Linked DNA regions of Homo sapiens: region 1 is linked to region 2. The links are chromatin contacts, found by Hi-C or POLR2A ChIA-PET in ENCODE. All regions are on one chromosome and are shown on one strand. The core of a region is the stretch at or near the end of the contact, and the rest is flanking DNA. Distances in the headings are between cores, read along the strand shown.

What was found. A loop is a pair of places that touch in the nucleus more often than their neighbours do. ChIA-PET counts read pairs that join two places held with the same protein, here RNA polymerase II (POLR2A). Pooled maps may share reads with other maps.
Region 1: a map of chondrocyte shows a loop between it and region 2 (2.0-fold over the local background). The contact joins the enhancer-like site here to the promoter of CDADC1 in region 2. A Hi-C loop is called at or near these places in 1 of 168 maps with a recorded cell type or tissue (chondrocyte) and 2 of 50 pooled maps. POLR2A ChIA-PET finds 5 or more read pairs at or near these places in 2 of 52 experiments (H1 and activated T-cell).

What each region holds. Positions count from the first base shown.
Region 1 is chr13:48,889,323-48,894,633 of GRCh38, forward strand. The region is part of intron 2 of LOC107984559 (a long non-coding RNA gene); the gene reads left to right. Among named protein-coding and RNA genes, the nearest start is that of FNDC3A, 84 kb to the right of the region's middle. Within about 2 kb of position 2,454, at least 7 of the 41 ENCODE cell types and tissues checked have a DNase peak (open chromatin) inside an H3K27ac peak, as active enhancers do.
Region 2 is chr13:49,244,789-49,249,875 of GRCh38, forward strand. CDADC1 (cytidine and dCMP deaminase domain containing 1) reads left to right here and starts at 3,137. Exons shown (of 10, transcript NM_030911.4): 1 at 3,137-3,331; 2 at 4,083-4,177. The coding sequence starts at 3,250. LOC105370203 (a long non-coding RNA gene) reads right to left here and starts at 3,052. Exons shown (of 2, transcript NR_135318.1): 1 at 2,847-3,052. RefSeq lists enhancers at 2,998-3,560, 3,030-3,259.

The DNA of each region.
Region 1 (5,311 bases), core at 1,204-3,703, 360 kb before region 2:
AAGGTTGCTTAGTTATCTGGAAACCAAAGCCAGGGTGAAAAACAAAACTATTTTGGTGGCTGTCATCATGAAACCCAACAACTCTGCCTCACCATTTTCCAAGTTCACTGTAGTTTATTTCCCTGTGTAATCCATCTTGCATTAGGACAAAAACCAACTAAGTCAGCTGTATCTTTAGACTAATATATAGCCATACTCCTCTGAGTTGATAGCTCGAATACTTTAATTTAGTTTTAGGTATTCCTCAAACTCTCCAGGCTCCCATTTATAAATCATTGCTTAAAATGCTTTGGTTCTGCAGATGGCTGGTGTCAGATTGACTTTTTCTAATACAGCCTTATGTTCAATTTTGGGGAAGCCTATATCATATACAGAAAACAGTTCAATGTTTCAAATTGTAGAAAGAAAATCAGGAAGACATTATAGAGAAAAGACTTAGTACCAGTTTGATATTGGATCTCTGGTGAGGCATTTGATTTTTAATATTTATTATCATATCCTAATATGTTCTGAAAGATGAAAGACAGTCATCATTTATGGTAGGCAGGATTCTAAGATGGCCTCCAAGATTCCCACCTCCTAATAAATAGGCCCTGCCATAGTTCCATCCTCTTGAATGTGGGCAGGACCAGTGACTATGATGAGATATCACTCCCATGATCAGGTTCCTATTCAGTTGACTTTGAGTTAATCAAAAGGGAAACTAACCTGGGTGGGCCTACCTAATCTGGTGAGCCCTTTAAAAGGTGAAGCAGCAGAAAGATGCTCTATTGCTGGCCCAGAAGGAAATAAACAGCCATGCTGTGAACTGAACTGCCTATGGAAAGGGCCATGAAACATACCATTACTCCAACATTTGTGCCTCCTCATATTTCATCTCTGTCCATTCTTCCAAAGAACTTAAACTCTATATGATAGCAGAAAAATAGTAAAATTTTTATACGTCATTGGAAAGAGAACGTTGAATATATGGTTGTCCTGAAAACATTTTTTAAAATGCTATACTTTGTCATATTTCCTTCCAAAAACCAGCTGTCTGGTATGAAGTCCAGAGCTGAGTTTTGAGACAGAGGCAAAAAAGAACCAAATTCCCTACAGTAATATAGTGAGAGAGAAGTTGAGCTTTAGGAATAAGAAGAGAGTTCAATAAGATAGTGAAAAAGAGGTCTGTGAAGGACAGAGCCAGTGAGAAATTTACTTGAGCAGGAATGGCCAAAGAACTTGTAAGATCAGGAGCGCTCAACATCTGTTTTAAGTTGTTTGCTGTGATGTAACCCCCCTCCACCGACTCAGATCAGTGGGGCTTCAGAGGATGAAGGAATCGGGCAGTTCCTAATAGGGTGTAATGCTAGGGGGAAGAGGTGGACAACATATGTAGGGGATAATAAGAAGAGAGGTGAAAAAGAATTCAGATGAAGCAGAAGTTTTGATTCAGAAATGACTTGAAATATAAACTCCCTAAACCATGAGAGATATTTCAAGGCTTCTGGGACACCCATCATAAGTAGAAGAGGATTTTGAACCATTTTAATTTGAAAATTATAATGAAACAGATGAGCCACTAATGCTGGAGGACTTAGGAACTCCCAGACAGTTGACATCAGCTGAAGCAGATGGACCCACTGTGTGATGGTGCAGCTCTCTTCCCACCTTCCTAATCTCGGCACCTGTGGCTGCATTCCTCAGTGGAAAGCAACACTCACAGTGGCAAGAGGAGGGGCATTTTAAACTTCCTTTTGTGGGAAGAACACTTCTGTGCTGAGACCAAAAACGTGGTGCAAGACGAAGGATGCCATGTCACCATCATTGGGTGCGCCCCTGACCACAGAAGATCAGGATCAGTTCTCCCGTTTAGAACCCATCATTCAACTGCTAAAGACCAATCACCCATCATCCAAGTTGGACTACATTAGATTGATAAGAAGAAGCTTCACTGCAGGCAGTGGAGATGAGGGGTATTAACTCTGATGTGAAAGTCCATGCAAGACATTTAAAAAGCTCTCTCCACATTCTCATCTCAGGTAATGGTGTCATTACCTGATGTCAAGATGAACCTATTGCTCCCATTAAGACTAGTGAGTCAAACTTTGGAATAACACCATCAGACATTGCACTTCTTTTCATGCCCATCTTATCAATACTTCATAAAATATCAAACTCCTCTCCCACAAGACTCCTAGGGTTGTATTTTTTGGGCAGTGATTCTGAATAATCTTGTGCTTAAAAAAAGACTCAGATCCAGATAATAAAATGATAGAAGCTCTTGCTGAATAACCTCAAACATGTAAAAAGCAAACTAGGCAGTAAACTTCATGAGGACAGAGACCCTGGTTGTGTCTGGTTGGCCATCATCTCTCAGGTCTTAGCACAGTGCCTGACAAATAGCAGGCCATGATGACTCGGCCTCTTTATGCTTCCTGAATGTCAGGATTCATTTGCGTGGTCTGGTCTCCAGTCTTCTGGCTGTCTCTGTCTCCCTGAAGATGCCCAGGACAAAAGGCTACACAGCTGCCCTGGGCCGCTGAGTCATCTCCCTATCAGGAAATTGTTTCTGCCTTAGCTAAATAGGTAGGCAATTTTCTGCCCATTTCAGACAGAAAACCTAAGTTTAAAAAAGATTAAGTGAATAGCTCAAGGTCATATGCAAACTCTGGCCCAGTTAGGAATAGAACCCAAGTGGTTCCTGACATTCAATCCTATGGTTACTTTTGCAGAGGTGCCTATCTTTGTAATTTACAGATATTGTTCCCAAATTGCTCACTGAAAATTCTGCCTAAATATTGAAGGTAAAACAGCTTTATGTGTCCAATAGAGAGAGAAAGAGTATATATAAAATGAAATTTTTCCCACATGAGGAATGAATCACTGTAAGGAACATTTGTTCAGTTGTTTCATTATAAAATAAGAGCATTCCTCCTGGCTGCCACAAAATCCAAATGCTCCATTTTGTTACTAAACACTCCTTCTAACACCAAGCCAAAAATAAGTCACAATGTTAATGCAAACATCTTGCAAGCAAATAAAAGGACTTGTGCCAAATTTATCAGAGTTAGAGGGAAATTGTGTCAGACCTGTCTATGAGAAACTTTCTATTAGATCACCAGTCAATAGGATACCAGCATCTGCTGATCCTGACTGAAAGACATGAGTAATAACAGACAACTTTAGAAAATACATTTTTCTTCCATAGTTAGCAATGCATGACTCACTAGAACTCTCCAGACACTATACTGCATGAATGACTCAAAATTCTACCAAGGACAGAGCACAATCAGTTCTCTCTTCCTGTGCCAGGATTTCTCGTTCCAATTATACTGATTCGTTAGCTTACTTCAAAGACAGAAAATCTTGGTCCATTATCTTTCCTCTTTCAAAAACAGTCATGTATATTTTAATATAAAGACAATTATTAGGGTGCTACAGGAAAACAGAGACTAAACATAATAGCGAATGCTGAAAGCAATCTTCAATTGGTTCAACTCTCATCATTTGGGAGAATGGGTTGGGCAATGACCATGGTTAAGTTTCTTCTGGAAGATTGACCAATGAGAAGAGGTTGTTGCAATACAAGAAATATCGTATTGTGTCACACCAAGAGCCTGCTCATCCAAATCTTCAGTAGCTGATAGTGGTATCAAGGATATTTTGAGAAATATTTCAGTAGTTACTCTCCACGACAGAGGCCTTGTTTCTTTCAAATAACTGTTTTCCTCAATAATTGCAAAAGCCTCCCAGTGAAAGTGCACACCTCTAGGCTCTTTCCTTTTCATTCTATTCTTGGCATTCCATCTCCAGTTTAATATTATTGAAGGATAATTCTGATAATGACATCAACGTAGCATAGTGACTAAGAGAATAGGTCTTGGAATTAGGCCACCCGGCCACCAATTAATTTTTTTTTCTTTCTTTCTTTTTTTTTTTTTTTTTTTTTTTGAGATGGAGTCTCTCTCTGTTGCCCAGGCTAGAGTGCAGTGGTGCAATCTTGGCTCACTGCAACCTCCGCCTCCCCAGGTTCAAGCGATTCTCCTGCCTCAGCTTCCCAAGTAGCTGGGACTACAGGCACCTGCCCCCACACCTGGCTGATTTTTGTAGTTTTAGTAGAGATGGAGTTTCACCATGTTGGCCAGGCTGGTCTCAAACTCCTGACCTCAGGTGATCCATCTGCCTCAGCCTCCCAAAATGCTGGGATTACAGGAGTGAGCCACCACACTTGGTCATCACCAATTATGTTTTTAACCTCTTCATGCCTCAGTTTTCTTATCTGTGACATGGAGTTTGTGAGATGCTTGAATAACTTTTAACTTTGTGTTAAAAATGAGTGTGTAAGCAAACAGAGCATTCATGGTTAAGAGAATAGGTTCTAGAATGACATTTGGGGTTAAATATGTTGGTTCTGCCATTTAACTGTCTGCAAGGCTGAACCAGTTACCTTATTCTGTATAGCAAATCACCCCCAAAACTTTCTGGCTTATGACAGCAATAATCATTTTTTTTGTCTTCCACAGTTTCTGTAGGTCAGATTTGGGGAGCAGCTTGGCTGGGTGGTCTTGGACACAAGGTTTCTCATGAGGTTGCAGTCAGATATTGGCTAGGGCTACAGTCATCTGAAAATTAGACTGGGGTTGGAAGATCTACATTTAAGGCAGCTTACTCACATGACAAGTTGGTGGAGGTTATGGGCAGGGAGATTAATTTCCTTTCACATGGACCTCTCCACTGGTTGCTTGAATGTTCTGATGACATGGCAACTGGCTTACCCCACAGTGACCCAGGAAAGCAAAGCAGCTCCAATGCCTTTATGGCTTCACCTTGCAATTTATATCCCATCAACTCTGCCATGTTCTACTGGTCACACTGTCCACCCCAGATTTAATGTGAAAGGGGACTACTCAAGGCACTGACACCAGAATGTGAAAATCACTGGCAGCTATCTTGGAAAATGACTACCACAAAGATATTGAGCGAGCTACTTTTAGCTCTTTAAACCTTAGTCTCCTTATTCGCGAAATACAGACAATAACAATATACTTATTTCATAGGGGTGTTATGAGAATTGACAAGATGATACATGTAAAGTACTTGGTACCTACTAATTACTCAAAAAAATTACTTATTATTATTATTATAATCCAGTAATAATCAAACTATTCCAGGGGCTGCAATGAGGAAAAGGGTTTTACTTCCGGGGAGTAGATAAAACTGTAAATCTTCCCCGTCTTCTGCCTCATTCTTATTTCTTTCAGTTGACTTCATTTTGTCTCATATGTATTAGGCTTCCTCATAAGCTTTTCATTTGAAGAAAGGATTATTC
Region 2 (5,087 bases), core at 1,887-4,386:
AAACTTTCTAAATTAACTGAGACCCGTCTTAGATTTTGGGGGTTCACATTTGTTACCCACAGCAAGCCGGGTCTAAGCCAACTGATACAGTAACTGGTAAATAACTTCTGTTCTTAGAGTGTGAATACAGCTTGTCTCTCTCATATCAAAGCCCATGGTCCTTCCACTTGATATATAGAATTGTTTATTGATTTAAAAACCATTTTATTGATTAAACTGGCCTTTGTAGAACTCAGCTGCTCTGAGCTTGTCCACTTCTCAGCACTTAGGGAAAATTTCATTTTATAATCCTTTTTAGTCCTCTTATTCCTCTGCAGCAGAACAATTATTCCACCAATACTGTGGAAAAGTTAGCCTAGTCTGAAAAATATTTCAGCTACAAATACCTAAAAATGCAGGATAAAATATGGCTGAGCTAGCAAGAAAGTAAGAGAAATAGTCCAAGTATTTAAACTGCTCTGAAATACTAAAGGACTGAAAATGGAATGAGACCAGGAGTCCAAAGAGAGGTTAATGAGCAATAAAGCTAATGATTGTTTGAAGGGCAGGGCAGATCTAGACTGCTGGGGATTAAAGATACACACACAAACACACATATAACATATATAGGTGTGTATGTATATATATATACATATAGTTATTTTGAGAGTTTAAGACTTAAAGAAAGTTGCAAAAATAATACAGAGTTCCTGTGTTACCCTTCACCCAGCTTCTGCAATAATAATGTCTTACCTATTCACAGCACTTTGGTAAAAGCAGGAAACTGATACTGGTAAAATACTGTTAATACAGGTATAGATCTTATTTGTGTTTTACTAGTTTTGAATGTACCACTTTGCATTTTTGGTGTATAGCTCTATGAATTTTATCACATGTATAGATATGAGTAACTGTCAACACAAAGAAACTCTGTCGTGTTACCTCTTAACAGTCAGACCCTTGTCCCAACCATAACATTTGGCAATCATGGATTTGTTCTTCAATGCTATAATTTTTCTTTGGCTATGAGAATGGTATCTAGATGGAATCATACAGTATACAACACTTTAAGACTGGCTTTTAAAAACTCACCACAATGCCCTTGAGATTCATTCAAGTTGTACGTATCAATAGCTCATTACTTTTTATGGCTGAGTAGTGTCCCATGGCATGGATATACTCCAGTTTGCTTTCTATTCATTCACTAAGGACTGTTTGGCTTGTTTACAGTTTTTTTGTTTTTTTGTTTTTGAGATGGAGTCTCACTCTGTCGCCCAGGCTGGAGTGCAGTGGTGCAATCTTGGCTCACTGCAACCTCTGCCTCCCGGGTTCAAGTGATTCTCCTGCCTAAGCCTCCTGAGTAGGTGGGACTACAGGTACATGCCACCACGCCTGGCTAATTTTTTGTATTTTTAGTAGAGACGGGGTTTCGCCATGTTGCCCAGGCTGATCTCAAACTCCTGACCTCATGATCCGCCCGCCTTGGCCTCCCAAAGTGCTGGGATTACAGGTGTGAGCCACCATGCCTGGCCTGTTTTCAGTTTTTGACTATTAAAAATAAAGCCACCATGACATTCATGTACAGAGTTTTGTTTGAACATAAGTTTTGGTTTGTCTAGGATAAATACCCAGGAGTGTGATTGCTGGGTGATATGATAAGCATATGTGCAACTTTATAAGAAACTGTCAAACTGTTTTCTAGAGTGGTTATGCCATTTTATAGTCCTACCAGCAATGTTTGAGAGATCCGGTTGCTCTGCATCCTCACTAGCATTTAGTGCTGTCAGTACTTGTTATTTTAGCCATTTAAATAGGTGTGTAGTAGAATCTCATTGTGGTTTTAATATACATTTCCCTAATGGCCAATGACACTGAACACTGTTTTACATGTTTATTTGCCATCTGTATATCTTCTTTGGTGAAATGACTATTCAAGTCTTTGATCCATTTTCTAACTGGACTGTTTACTTACTCTGAGTTTATATGGTTCTTTATATATTCTGGATATGAGTCCTTTGTTGGATACATGCTTTGCAAATATTTTCTCCTAGTCCATGGCCTGTCTTTAAACCTTAGTGTTAATTGCCATGAAGGCACTGTCAACAAAGTCTACACTTCAGGAAAGGTGCAGAATGGAGTTCTCTGGATATAGTCAAATCACCTGAAGAGCTTTACCCTCAGAACAGGCGAACTAGAAAAAATTCTACAAGCCAAAGAAATAAATAGCAAGCTGAAAGATAGATCTGAAGAAATTAGCCAGAATGTGGCTCAGAGAAACAAAATGATGCAATATTTTAAAAATAATAATTTAGAACCTCAGAAGGTTTAACCTATGCCTAATAGGAATTCCAGGAGGAGAGTCTAGAGTAATGTTGTCCAATACAGTAGTAGCCAATAGCCACATGTCACTACTTAAAATGTAAATTAATTAAAACTAAATGAAGTTAAAAATGCAGTTCCTTGGTTGTACTGGCCACATTTCAGATGCTCAATAGCCACATGTGGCTGGTGGCTACCATATTGGACAGTGCAGATATAGAATACTACAGGAAATCCTACTGGACAGTGCTGATCTAGGTCATAAAACAAGTCTGAACAAATTTCAAAGAACTGGTATGATACAGATGTTTTGTGGAAATAAACTAGACATTAGAAATTAAAAACAAAATAACTCCTACTGCCTCCTCTCACCTTTTTCCCCATTACAATTCCACCTCTTAATGTCTTCATGTTCTTGATGAGAAGCAGAACGTCCCTACTGTGTTCCATGGCACCAAGTTCCCCAGAACCCGCCAGTCTCTGATGACAGAACATCCTGGACCGCCCAGCTCCACACCCCAACCCAAGAAGTTCTCTAAAACACTGACCATGACAGCCTGGGGTAGGTTTCCACTTTAACATTCTGACCAAAATTCTCAACTCGATGCAGTCAGAGTCTGCGCAACCTGGGACCTCGAGCCAAGAAATCCTCAAGTGACCTTACTTGGCAAAACCAACAAAACAACCAAATACAGGTCTCAAGCGATTTACAGCTCGGTGCTTAACTCGGTCACCGGCCGAGGGGCAGCCCTCTGGCGCCAAAGCCCCGCCTCTCTATGACGTCACACGAGGAGCCCTGAAGTGGCGGTCAAGCTTGAGGCGTCATCTGGCTGCGCCTAGTGGGCCGTTGCCTTACAGTTGCTGAGAGGAGGCGAGAGGCGGGGGCGCTAGGGCCGAGATCATGTCTGACTGGGAGAGGTTTCCTTGGCAGCAGAGGACGCTAGGTTTGGGATGAAAGAAGCTGGGCAGATGCAAAATCTGGAGAGCGCGAGGGCCGGGCGGTCAGTCAGCACCCAGACTGGCAGCATGACCGGTGAGTGTCCGGGACCCTGCTCCCGCCACCCTACCTTTCGCTCTGCCCTGTGCGTCTCCCGTCATTGAACTCCAGATTCCTTGTCTGAGCCTCTTTGCCTCCCCTGCTGCTTTTGGATGTCTCCTGCCCGCCCTCTGCGTGTCCCCTCCGCGGTCGCCAGGACCAATCGGCTCGGTCGCACTGGCTTTTGAAGTCTCGCTTTTTACCCCTGTTAGCTACTTCTCACAGGACCTAGAGCTGGGGCCTCTGAGGTCAAAGAGCCTGAACATTTCCAAACGGCGCTTTTGCCTTGATTTCCAAATTAACCGCACGTGACGCTTTCCTGTATTTCGACTGCTTTACCGTCGAAGGTCAGCGCATTTTTCGGGTTGTGTTCTAATCGCTTTCCTTTTAGCAACGCCCCATCACAGTCCAAAGAAAAGCTTGCACCACGACGACGTCAGATGCGAAGACTTTTCACAGCTTGCTTTGGGTTGTCCCCCTCAGCTATGTGTATTAGCTGTACCGTTTTTTCCTGCAGGGTGAGGGCTGGAGAAAGAAGGCTCAACTTTTTAAGTGGAGAAGGAGGTAGCCACGACTAAGGCTGAAGCGTCTACTGCTAAGATACCTCTGACTCTCTTGTCCCCTATCTTTTTCTGTGCCTCTTGCGAAAGCAGCTGGGCTTAGGCTGCAGCACCTAAGTGGCATTGAGATTGGCTCCCTTTTTCACCATTAGTAACAAAGTTTAAAGTGTTTGTCGTCTCTTTTGTAGGTCAGATACCAAGGCTTTCTAAAGTCAACCTTTTCACTCTGCTCAGCCTCTGGATGGAGCTCTTTCCAGCAGAAGCCCAGCGGCAAAAATCTCAGGTATAATTTGTTTCATAGTTTTTCCCCTTAGAAAAGCAGTGGTTTAAAATCTGAGTTTATTGCTCCAGTTTCTGTCATACCTAAAACCAAACTTAACAAGGCTTAAGATTTAAAAAATATCTTTATTGATTAACATGACACTTTATAATTCCCAGCCGTAATAAGTCATCTTCCATTCTAAAAATACTTTCTGAGAATACCATGTTTATCGGGTACTAATGGTATTCATATGTCAGTTCGGCTAATAAGATTATTGTCTATACCACATAATTTCCCCCAATTATATATACTGTTGGTGTTTTATCTAGGTAGTTTACTCCTCTGCCACAGAAATATATAAATTGCCTGGAGATAGAGACCATGTCTTATTTTACCTAGCATATACCCTTTAGAGTCTAGCATTATATGAGTGCTAATTGATTAATGTTGGATGGAAGTAGTCTCTTTTTGGATCTTGAAAGACAGGATCAAAACAGATTAGAAATGGGCTGTGTGCAGTGGCTCACGCCTGTAATCCTAGCACTTTGTGAGGCTGAGGTGGGTGGATCACCTGAGGTCAGGAGTTCAAAACCAGCCTGGGCAACATAGTGAAACCCCATCTCTATTAAACATACAAAAATTAGCCAGGAGTGGTGGTATCCGCCTGTAGTCCCAGTTACGCGGGAGGCTGAGGCATGAGAATCGCTTGAACGAATCGTTGGAGGTTACAGTGAGCTGAGATTGCACCACTGCACTCCAGCCTGGGTGACAGAGCAAGACTCCATCTCAAAAAAAAAATCAGAAATGTATAGTAAGAATAATCATAAAAGCCAATATATTGGAATTGGAAGTATAAACATCCTGCGTCTTTTCTTTCTCCTACCCTTGGGGCAACAAGGGGCTAGGTTCTCATTTTCCTCCATGCTTGGAA